Regions from separate parts of the Homo sapiens genome. Here region 2 is linked to region 1. The links are chromatin loops, found by intact Hi-C in ENCODE. Cell type or tissue: GM12878. All regions are shown on one strand. Region 1 overlaps PTPRG (protein tyrosine phosphatase receptor type G). Region 2 has its middle 40 kb from the start of PTPRG.

What was found. A loop is a pair of places that touch in the nucleus more often than their neighbours do. Peaks named below come from ENCODE experiments on the same cell type or tissue, not always from the same donor. Only the 100,000 strongest peaks of a DNase experiment are listed, where the experiment ranks them.
Region 2: it touches region 1 in a loop (3-fold over the local background); 1 of 110 quality-filtered maps calls a loop at or near these places.

Annotation. Positions count from the first base shown.
Region 1 is chr3:61,634,715-61,639,714 of GRCh38, forward strand. All of the region lies in intron 1 of PTPRG (protein tyrosine phosphatase receptor type G), which reads left to right. It overlaps LOC124909388 (a long non-coding RNA gene), which reads left to right. Exons shown (of 2, transcript XR_007095940.1): 2 at 1-119. Among named protein-coding and RNA genes, the nearest start is that of PTPRG, 76 kb to the left of the region's middle. In GM12878, no CTCF peak of the experiment used is centred here; a DNase peak (open chromatin) is centred at 2,797.
Region 2 is chr3:61,518,992-61,523,991 of GRCh38, forward strand. No RefSeq gene overlaps it. Among named protein-coding and RNA genes, the nearest start is that of PTPRG, 40 kb to the right of the region's middle. RefSeq lists an enhancer at 3,467-3,546. In GM12878, no CTCF peak of the experiment used is centred here; a DNase peak (open chromatin) is centred at 2,470.

The DNA.
Region 1 (5,000 bases):
CTAAGCATTTGTTACAGAGTTAACCGAGAAGAATGCCTGTGCTTATCCTCTGGGAACAACTGTAATGATGGGATGTTTCTCTATAAGTCTGAGAAATAAACTGCTGGAATGTGATGCCATATCTGATATGCTGTGTTTGTTTTGCCAGTGTAATACTGTCACAACACTGTTGAGTGAGCTGATTTCAAGCTGTTGATATAGTTCAGACCTTGGCAGTTCTCTAATCTCCTTGACACTTCAGTGTTTGATTGCATTCGTTTGCCCTGCAAATAGTCGACAGTGTAAGTGATCTCAAAGTGAGAATATATCTAAAGTCTGTATTTGTAATAGACAAGGTTTGAAGGAAAGCTGAGACCTTGTTAAATTCACATATGGACTTCCTGAGCATGCAATAAAGACTTAACTTCTACTTGATGGAGCCTGTCAAACAGCCATATTACAGGCATGATTTGGTTGCATGGGACTTCTATTCTTAATGTTAAAATAAAATCCAATAAAATGAGTTGGCGAAAATCAAGCTGTCATGGAGTTGCTAAAAATCTTGTTCCAATGAAATGCTATGAGAAAGGCCTTATCATTATGCTGTTTAGTTTTTACCAATTACCCTATAAAGTATTAATTTATATATATATTATATATATAAATAATAATTATTATTAGAGACAGAGTCTCACTCTTATCACCCAGGTTGGAGTGCAGCGGCATGATCTCAGCTCACTGCAACCTTGGCCTCCCAGGTTCAAGTGATCCTCCTATCTCAGCTTTCTGAGTAGCTGGGACTATAGGCATGCACCACCACGCCTGGCTAATTTTTGTATTTTTTTGTAGAGGTGGGGTTTCACCATGTTACCTAGGCTGGTTTCAAACTCTTGAGCTCAAGCTTTGGCCTCCCAAAGTGCTGGGATTACACATGTGAGCCACTGCACTTAGCCTATATTATTAATACTATTATTATTGTTGACTTCTTTTTACAAAACAGAAAGCTTGAGTCTTAGGCTGATTGCTTCCCTAAGGCTTAGATGGCCTATGGATTTGATTCCAGGTAGCCTATCTCCACATTTTGTACTCTTGAACATTTTCTAATTTATTTACTAATTCCTCAGTCACGTAAATGTCATCCATGAAAAATATTAGAGTTTTGGTATCTCAGAGATGGTTCCTTAGAGCTCTCAGCCCTAAATGGAAACACATCTTTTTGATAGTGTGTTTTATTTTCCAAATCCCAAGAATCTGTGAAATTAGTAGTGTTCTTGACCAACAGTTAGATAGCCTCTGCTTGAATGCTTCTAATAACTGGAGAGCTCACCACTTCATGGTGACAACATTTTTCATTCTTGCATAAATTCTTCCTAAATTTGAGCTATCCTGAAGGTCAGTTTAGCTTTCCTATCGTCTAAAGTACTGTATATTGCTGTCTGAAAACACACAGACAACTAAATGCTCCAGTTGCTTTTTTTCCCTTTTGGTGACAGCTTTATTGAGATAGAATTCATATAGTATACAGTTTACTCATTTAAAGTATTTTGCATATATTCAAAGAGTTGTATAATGATCTTATTTTAGAACATTTTTATTATACCCGAAAGAAACCTTATACCCATTAGCAGTTACCTATTTTCGTTAAACACCTCCAGCCCTAAGCATCTACTAATTACTATCTTATAAATTCGCCTATTCTGGACATTTCATTTAATAGGTGGCCTTTTGTGTCTGACTTCTTTCACTTAGCAAAATATTTTCAAGGTTCATCTATCTTGTTGTATCAGTACTTTTTTTGTTGTATTTTTAGTAGAGACTGGGTTTCACCATGTTGGTCAGGCTGGTCTCGAACTCCCGGCCTCAAGTGATCTGCCTGCCTTGGCTTCCCAAAGTGCTGGGATTACAGGCGTGAGCCACCACGCCCAGCCTTGTTGTATCAATACTTCATTTATTTTATGGACAAATAAAAGTCCACTCTATGGATATACCACATTTTGTTTATACTCTCATTTCTTTATGGGTATTTGGGTAGTTTCCACTTTTGACTATCATGAATAGTGCTGATCTAAACATTTGTTTCAAATGCTTTTTTTTTGTATGAAACACTGCTCTGTCTGCTCCTGCACTGTGATGATTTTTTGATTAATCTCATGTAGTATTTTACTTGGTAAAATCTCATACTGTTGGTATTAGTCTGGTTCCGCCTTGCTGGAAGTTTGAAATTTTGATTCTTTGATTGATCATATGATTTGTTCATTTCAACCTTGGGTACTATGCCAATTGGTTAAATCTCCATTCTCTGTCCTCATCCATGTCAGTGATCAGTATACTGATTGCTGAGTGGTGTGGCCTCTCTGCCACATAGCTTATTGCTGTGGAGGAAAGAGAGTCTTCTCTTAGCCATTGTTCTGTGTGGAGTTGGCGGACTAACACATTTTTATATTCATATGCAATATTTTCAATTCTAAAAATCCTTATGTTTGTACCAGAACTAAGATGTCCTGGCATTATGGAATTATTCATGTCAGTTGCCTATCTCTGGTCAGGTAGTTAGTTGTGACATCCAGCAGCTCAGACTACAATTTGAATTCTGGCTCTTGTCCCACTTATTATCAGAATGACCTTTGGCAAATGACTTGAAGGTTAACTTGGGTAATTTTCTCATCTGGATAATGCGGATAGTAGAAGGACTTAACCTCATAAGGTTTTTGAGAGGACTGAGTGAAGCAGTCCCCACAATACACCATCATGTGCTGGGCATGTTGGTAAGGGCTGGATTTCAAGGATGAAAACAGAGGCCAGAGAACTTTCTGTGGCTTTCTGAATGTCAAAACTGAGACTGTGCAGATCAAGCAGAACGCTTTCTGTTCCTTCCAAGGCTTGTTCCCTTCAGGTTTCAGTTTCAGACGGAAGCGAAGTTGTTTGTGATGCCGGAGCACACACCTGCGGGAACTGTAGACTTCTTAGGAGTCCACCGGGGTTGCGTCGCATTGCTTCCACGCCTCTGTCCTCACCAGTGTTGCCAACTGTGGATTTGTGTGTGTGTGTTTATCGTTGTTGGCCATGCACCAGAAACAGAGATATCAGTCACATTTAAACTCTGCTGCCCAGGAAACTCCTGCCTACAAACCCAGCCCAGCCCTTTGAGAACCTCACCGACCAAGTGAGTGATATGTTGAGAGATGAGCATAGCCATCTTACCATTCATGTCTGTGAATTATTATTTATTCAGACTGGATCTCGTTAAGAGAACTGTGTGTAATCTTAGCATGATAATCGGATTCCACTTATCACTTGGAACTGTGACTCACTTTTGGAATTTTAAGGACGTAATTACAAAAAAAATTCTTGGTTATCTTTTAAAAAGGAGTCTGTTGTCCTTAGACTTGTTAACTCTTCAACTGCTGTTTTCCAAATCGTGGTACAAAGTTATTATTTGCAGGTATTCCCAAGTGGCCTTATAAAAACCAAAAAGGCTTCTTGCTAATTCTCTTCAGATGCTGATATAGAAATGACACTGATTTTTTTCTTTTTAGTATTTAAGAGCACCCACTAGAAGGATATTTAATATTTGTATGTAGTTTTTTTTTTCCTGTTATGTTAAGCAGAATTTCAGGACCTTGCTGTAGAGCAGCATCTCTCCATTTAAGTAATGTGTAGACCCCTTTTCAAAGGGGAAAGCACCTTGCAAGAACCCTGTGAATTGTACCAAACCCAACAAACATAAGGTAAACCTAAGGTTTACATGCAAGTCTCTTTTGATTGCCAGTTATCAGGGTTCTTGCCTGGCTTGTTGTTCATAAATGGGAATATTTTATTTTTAGATTATCATAGAATTGAAAAAAAAAATCTTCCCAAGTAGCTGGGACTACAGGCACACACCACCATGCCTGGCTAGTTTTTTTTTTTTTTTTTTTTTTTTTTTGGGGTAGAGGGATTTCCCTATGTTGAACAGGCTAGTCTTGAACTCCTAGCCTCAAGTGATCTGCCTGCCTTGACCTCCCAAAGTGCTGGGATTACAGGCGTGAGCCACCGTGCCCAGCCTTGCCATGCCTACTTTTTAATAAGGTTGTTTTTTGCTTGTTCAGTTGTTTAAATTCCTTATAGATTCTGGATATTAGATATTGGTCAGATGCATATTTGCAAATATTGTCTCCCATTCTGAAGGTTGTCTGTTTACTCTGCTGATATTTTTCTTTTGCTGTGCAGAGCCCTTTAGTTTAATTAGGTCCAGTTGTCTGTATTTGTTTTTATTGCAATTGCTTTTGAGGACTTAGTCATAAATTCTTTTCCAAGGCTGATGTTTATAATGGTGTTTCCTAGGTTTTCTTCTAGGATTCTTATAGTTCCTGATCTTACATTTAAATCTTTAATCCATCTTAATTTTCATATGTGGTGAAAGGGAGGTGTTCACTTTCATTCCGCTGCATATGGCTAGCCAGTTATCCCAGTATCATTAATTGAATAGATAATCCTTTCCCTATTGTTTATTTTTGTGGACTTTGTTGAAGATCAGATGGCTATCAATGTATGGCTTTATTTCTGGGTTCTCCATTCTGTTCCATTGGTGTATGTGTTGGTTTTTGTAATAGTACCATGCTGTTTTCGTCACTGTAGCCTTATAGCATAGTTTAAAATTAAGTAATGTGATGCATCTAACTGTGTTCTTTTTGCTTAAGATTGCTTTGGCTATTCGGGATCTTTTTTGGTTCCATATGAATTTTAGAATAGTTTTTGTTTTAATTTTGTGAAAAATGATATTGGTAGTTTGATAGGAATAGTGTTAAATCTGTACATTGCTTTGGGCAATATGGTTGTTTTAACGATATTGATTCTTCCAATCCATGAGCATGGGAGGTTTTTCCATTTGTTTGTGTCATTTGTGATTTTTTTCAGCAGTATTTCGTACTTCTTGTAGCAATCTTTCACCTGCTTGATTAGATGTATTCCTAGGTATTTTATTCTTTTTTGTGGCTATTGTAAATGTGATTGCGTTCTTGATTTGGCTGTCAGCTTGAACA
Region 2 (5,000 bases), 120 kb before region 1:
TTGGGATCTAGATTTCTTTATTCCCTGAAGATTTCTGGGAATGTATGCAAATTTTCCCACCTTTTCCTGGCAATCAACAAGCCTTCTGTGTGTGGATCTATCTACTTATCCATAGCATTGTATTAGTCTGTTCTCACACTGCTGATAAAGACATACCTGAGATTGGGTAATTTATACATGAAAAGGGGTTTAATGGACTTACAGTTCCATGTGGCTGGGGAAGCCTCACAATCATGCTGGAAGCCAATGAGGAGCAAGTCACATCCTATGTGGATGGCGGCAGGCAAAGAGAGAGAGCTTGCACAGGGAAACTCCCATTTTTTAAAACCATCAGATCTCGTGAGAGTTATTCACCACATGAGAAAAGCATGGGAAAGACCCACCCCCATGATTCAGTTATCTCCTACCAGGTCCCTCCCACATGTGGGAATTATGAGAGCTACAAGTGAGATTTGGGTGGGGACACAGAGCCAAACCATATCAAGCATGTATTTTTGTATGCAACAATGAGTAAGAAATAAGTATCATTCACTCTGCCTGCAGAGCTGGATTCTCAGCCTTTTACAAGCAAAACCAAACAGAAAATTCTACAAAACTATTTCACCAAAATATTGGGGAAGAACAGTGTAAAGAAACAAGAGAGAGGCCAGGTGCGGTGGCTCACGCCTGTAATCCCAGCACTTTGGGAGGCCAAGGAGGGCGGATTACCTGAGGTCAGGAGTTCAAGACCAGCCTGGCCAGCATGGTGAAACCCCATCTCTACTAAAAATACAAAAATTGACCAGATGTGGCGGTGCCCACCCTTAATCCCAGCTACTCAGGAGGCTGAGGCAGGAGAATCACTTGAACCCAGGAGGTAGAGATTGCAGTGAGCTGAGATCATGCCACTGCACCCCAGCCTGGGCGACAGAGTAAGACTCTGTCCCAAAAAAAAAAAAAAAAAAAAAAAAAAGCGAGAGAGAGAGATGGAGAACTCACAAGAGCATGCAGACCCTGGAGCACTTTTGTGTAGCACTTCAATTTTTTTCTTTCTTTTTTGAGACCAAGTTGCTCTGTCGCCCAGGCTGTAGTGTAGTGGCACGATCTCAGTTCACTGCAACCTCTGCCTCGCAGGTTGAAGCAATTCTCCTGCTTCAGCTTCCCAAGTAGCTATAATTACAGGCCTGTGCCACCACACCCGGCTAATTTTCTTGTATTTTTCGTAGAGACAGGGTTTCACCGTGTTAGCCAGAATGGTCTCTATCTCCTGACCTTGTGATCCGCCCACCTCAGCCTCCCAAAGTGCTGGGATTACAGGCATGAGCCACCGTGCCCGGCCAGCACTTCAATTTTTACTAAATATTTTGGGGGTAACAGAACCCTTTTAGAGTTTAAAGAAAGCTGAAGATATCTTCTGCAGGAAAACACACATAGATACATAAACGCAAAATGTCGCAGATAATTTCAAATGATTTTGTGCCTCCAGAAAGGTTTCCAGGTAAAGAATTCCTATTCTGCGTCCCCCAAAACCAGCAGAAATGGCCAGAGTAAACAGTTTAAAAATGTTCCATGGGATCTGACTAACCCACGTGTAGACAAAGTCTCCAGTCTATAGGTTTCATCTTTTTGAAAAGAACCATAGAATATATAAAATTGCTCCCTTTCTTGGTAGGTTCCTGATATAAGGAAATCAAGTTGTTAACAGAGAAGAAATTGTCAAAGAAGAAAACTTCTTCATAGACCTGCTTTTTGGACTTCTGTTATTTTAACTAATTAGCCAACCACTGTTAAAAGACATTCATTTCGGAAAACTTATTTATTTTGGTCTGCCACATTTATTTGCTTAGTGTCACTCTTATGTACATGGATTACTGGTTAATGAAGTCTAGAACAGCCATATTCAGCATGCATTTCAGTATTAGGCTGAAAATGCAATAAATTTTCTATATCAACTTCTAACTGAAATTAATCATCTTCACTTTCTTCTCAGCTTGAATACTTTTTATGGGCCTTTCTGCTCCTCCCACTCACAAACTCATTAGTTTCACCTGCTAATTTACTTTTTAATTATTTATCTCTGCCATACTGCCCCAGTAGTATTCAGTGGTTCTTAGTAAACCTTGGACTATTTCAGGAAAAAAAAAAAAAAAACTGTCGGAATGGTATTTTTTTTTATAGGAGTCTAAAGTTAAAAATAAGATTTACTTTGCATGCACCATTAAAGGTGATAAATCTTCAAGCTTCAGTTAAGAACATAACAGCATCAAATGTCAGGGAAATTCCTTCTTTATGCCACGTATTTTATAATGAAGTTTAACATAGAATTTAAGGTATTTCTTTTTAAAATGTCACAGAGTTGATGAGCAATCAACTCTTGAAAGATGAAGAAAGAGCTGTGAAACCAGGACTTGTAATTAATTGCTATGCACCAGTACCCAGTGTGGGGTTTTACATCAAACATCTCTTCTCTTTGGGCCAGGGTTCATTCTGACTGGTCAGGCCCCTTGTTCTGATTGGTTGAATGCCTGGGGTGACAACTGTATTCCTGTTTGCATGGGACTTCCCCAGTTTTAGCACTGAAAGTCTAGCCTCCCCTTTTAGTTCCAGGAAAAGTGAGACAGTTACCTCTTTCAACAAAACTCAATGTTACTAATTTAAAAACACCCCAAGTTCACATTTTGTAAATAGTTGTCTCTCTTCAGATTTGTAATACACTCCAGAAAAACATTTTTTAATATACTCAATTTAAAACACATTTAAGACCAGAATGGAAATTACATGAGTATTATGTCAGAAAAGTCTGGTAGCAGAAAGACTAATTTGCATTGGCATTTATAATAGAGAAAATTTACATATTGTGAAATTAAAAGTAAAGATTTTTTTAAAGTATATATGGAAATCTGCCTAAAATATGTTAATCTGAGAATAGTGAAGAATAGAATTGCTTCTACAGCTGAGATTTGTTATTGTTTTTATATTTGAATTGTATTTATTGGAATAAGTATATGAAGTACAAAAGTTCAAAAGAAACAAAAAGTACACATACAATGAAACGTCTCCCACATTTTCTAGACAACCACACAAACAGTTGTTATTTCTAATATTTCTGTCCAGAAATATTCTATGCAAAAAAAGTAAATAAATGGAATTTTTACAGAGTAAAATGATAATTACTAAGATGAAGTTGGAGGAGGAGACCTAACTTGGTGCCACAGCTGGAAAAGGCCTGCCCTGTGGGCTGACTGCAGAGTTGAACGGTAGGTGTTAGTCAAACTAGAAAGACCAGAAAGAACAAAGGCACGGGGTAGAGGCAGCTTGGAGCATTCAGGGAACTGTAAGCAGTTCAGAAGGGTCAGAGCTAAGGGGACAAAAACAGTGGGGACAGTGGGAGATTAATGTGGAGAGACAGGCAGGGCCAGCAAATATGCTTTCTTTCAGTATGAAAGCGCAAGTTTCGTCTTAAATTAGTGTGAACCAAAGAAAAGCAGATTAAGTCTCTACCAGGAGTCCAAAAACAAAAAAAAAAATACAGTAAAAGGCAGTTCTCTTGTTGCCAAGCCTAGTTTGGTCCAACTGCTGGATAATGTGTTAATGACACACTGTGGAGGAGGGGGAAGGTATCCACATAGAAGACAAAACTGAGTATTCTCCAAGACTGATGTCCATCTCTATTAAGTGAATCATAAGCAAGGCTCTGACAAAGGTAGATATTAGGGGAAATTATTTTAGCAAGAATGCTTACTTCCCCCTAAACTGCCTTGACAAGCTCTGAAGGTCATTAGATCACTGGGAAGTACTGCTTTTTAAAACACTCATCAGCCCTGCCTCCTGCAATCATAGTGCAGCCGATGTCATAGCTGTGAGCTTTTAGAAGGCTTTCTCTATGGCTGAAACACTATGGGAGAACCTTAAGAAACACTGTCCTCACTAGCGCATTCCCTCTGCATGTCCATGGACTTCTGGCAACTGTAAACATATTTCTGTTGCTGAGCCAATAAATAGGAACTCTTTTTCTAGAGAGAATGACTTGCACCATTGCATAGTAATTTCTAAGAAATAAAAGAAAGAAATTTCAATCAGTGCAAGACAGGAGTTCCCTTACCTGGCTCTATATTAGAATCGTCTTGAGAACTTAAAAGAGAAAAAAAAGATTCTGACCTTGACTTACCAAGTCAAAAAGAGGGATTGGTGATAAAGGAGTCATCTTTTAAAAAAAAAAATACCTCTGGGATTATTTATACTGATCAACCAGATCTGGGAGATTTCATCTGCTAATCCAGAATGGGGCAGAGTCTTCAAACAATCTTTTGTAATCATAAAACTCGTATCAAATGAGCCTGACTGCATTGAGACTGTTGAAAGGTTTCTAATGACAGGTTGTAAGACTCTTTAACTCCCTGGCAATTTGTTAGTCTCCGTAACAGAGGAAATGGCCAGTGGAGAAGAAAGTCCTTATAGAAACCCATTGGTGATGGGTCATTTAACCATATTGGTGTACCTTAATGCAGTAGATGTGTTCCAGAAAAAAGAGTGAATAAATCAAATTTTTATAAATGGAATTTTTTTTTTAAGTATATGAAGAGCCTTAGAGATTTAAAGGGTTCTTCAGGGGCCTTTTTCAAATCAGCGCTTTATTTTAAAAGTAATACATGCTCGGGGTTAAAAAAAAAATTCACACACAATAGAGAAAAAAGTAATGAGATGTAATAGTCACTTCTTCTCCTTCCAACTCCTCCCACATAATAAACTTAACCCTTACTTGTTTCCCAGCCATTTTCACTGCATATTCCTTGATGATTTTATAAAACCTGTTTGTTATTTTTTTCTCTATCAAAGCATTATAGACACCACCCGTTAGGAAATACAGAGCCCCCTCATTCTTGCAATGGCAGAATGGATGTACCATGATATGTAATATCTATGGTCTATGTAACTATTCCTCTTCTTACAGAAATTTAGGTGATTTCTTCTCTCTCTGTTTCTCTCTCTCTCTCTCTCTCTGTCACACACACACACACACA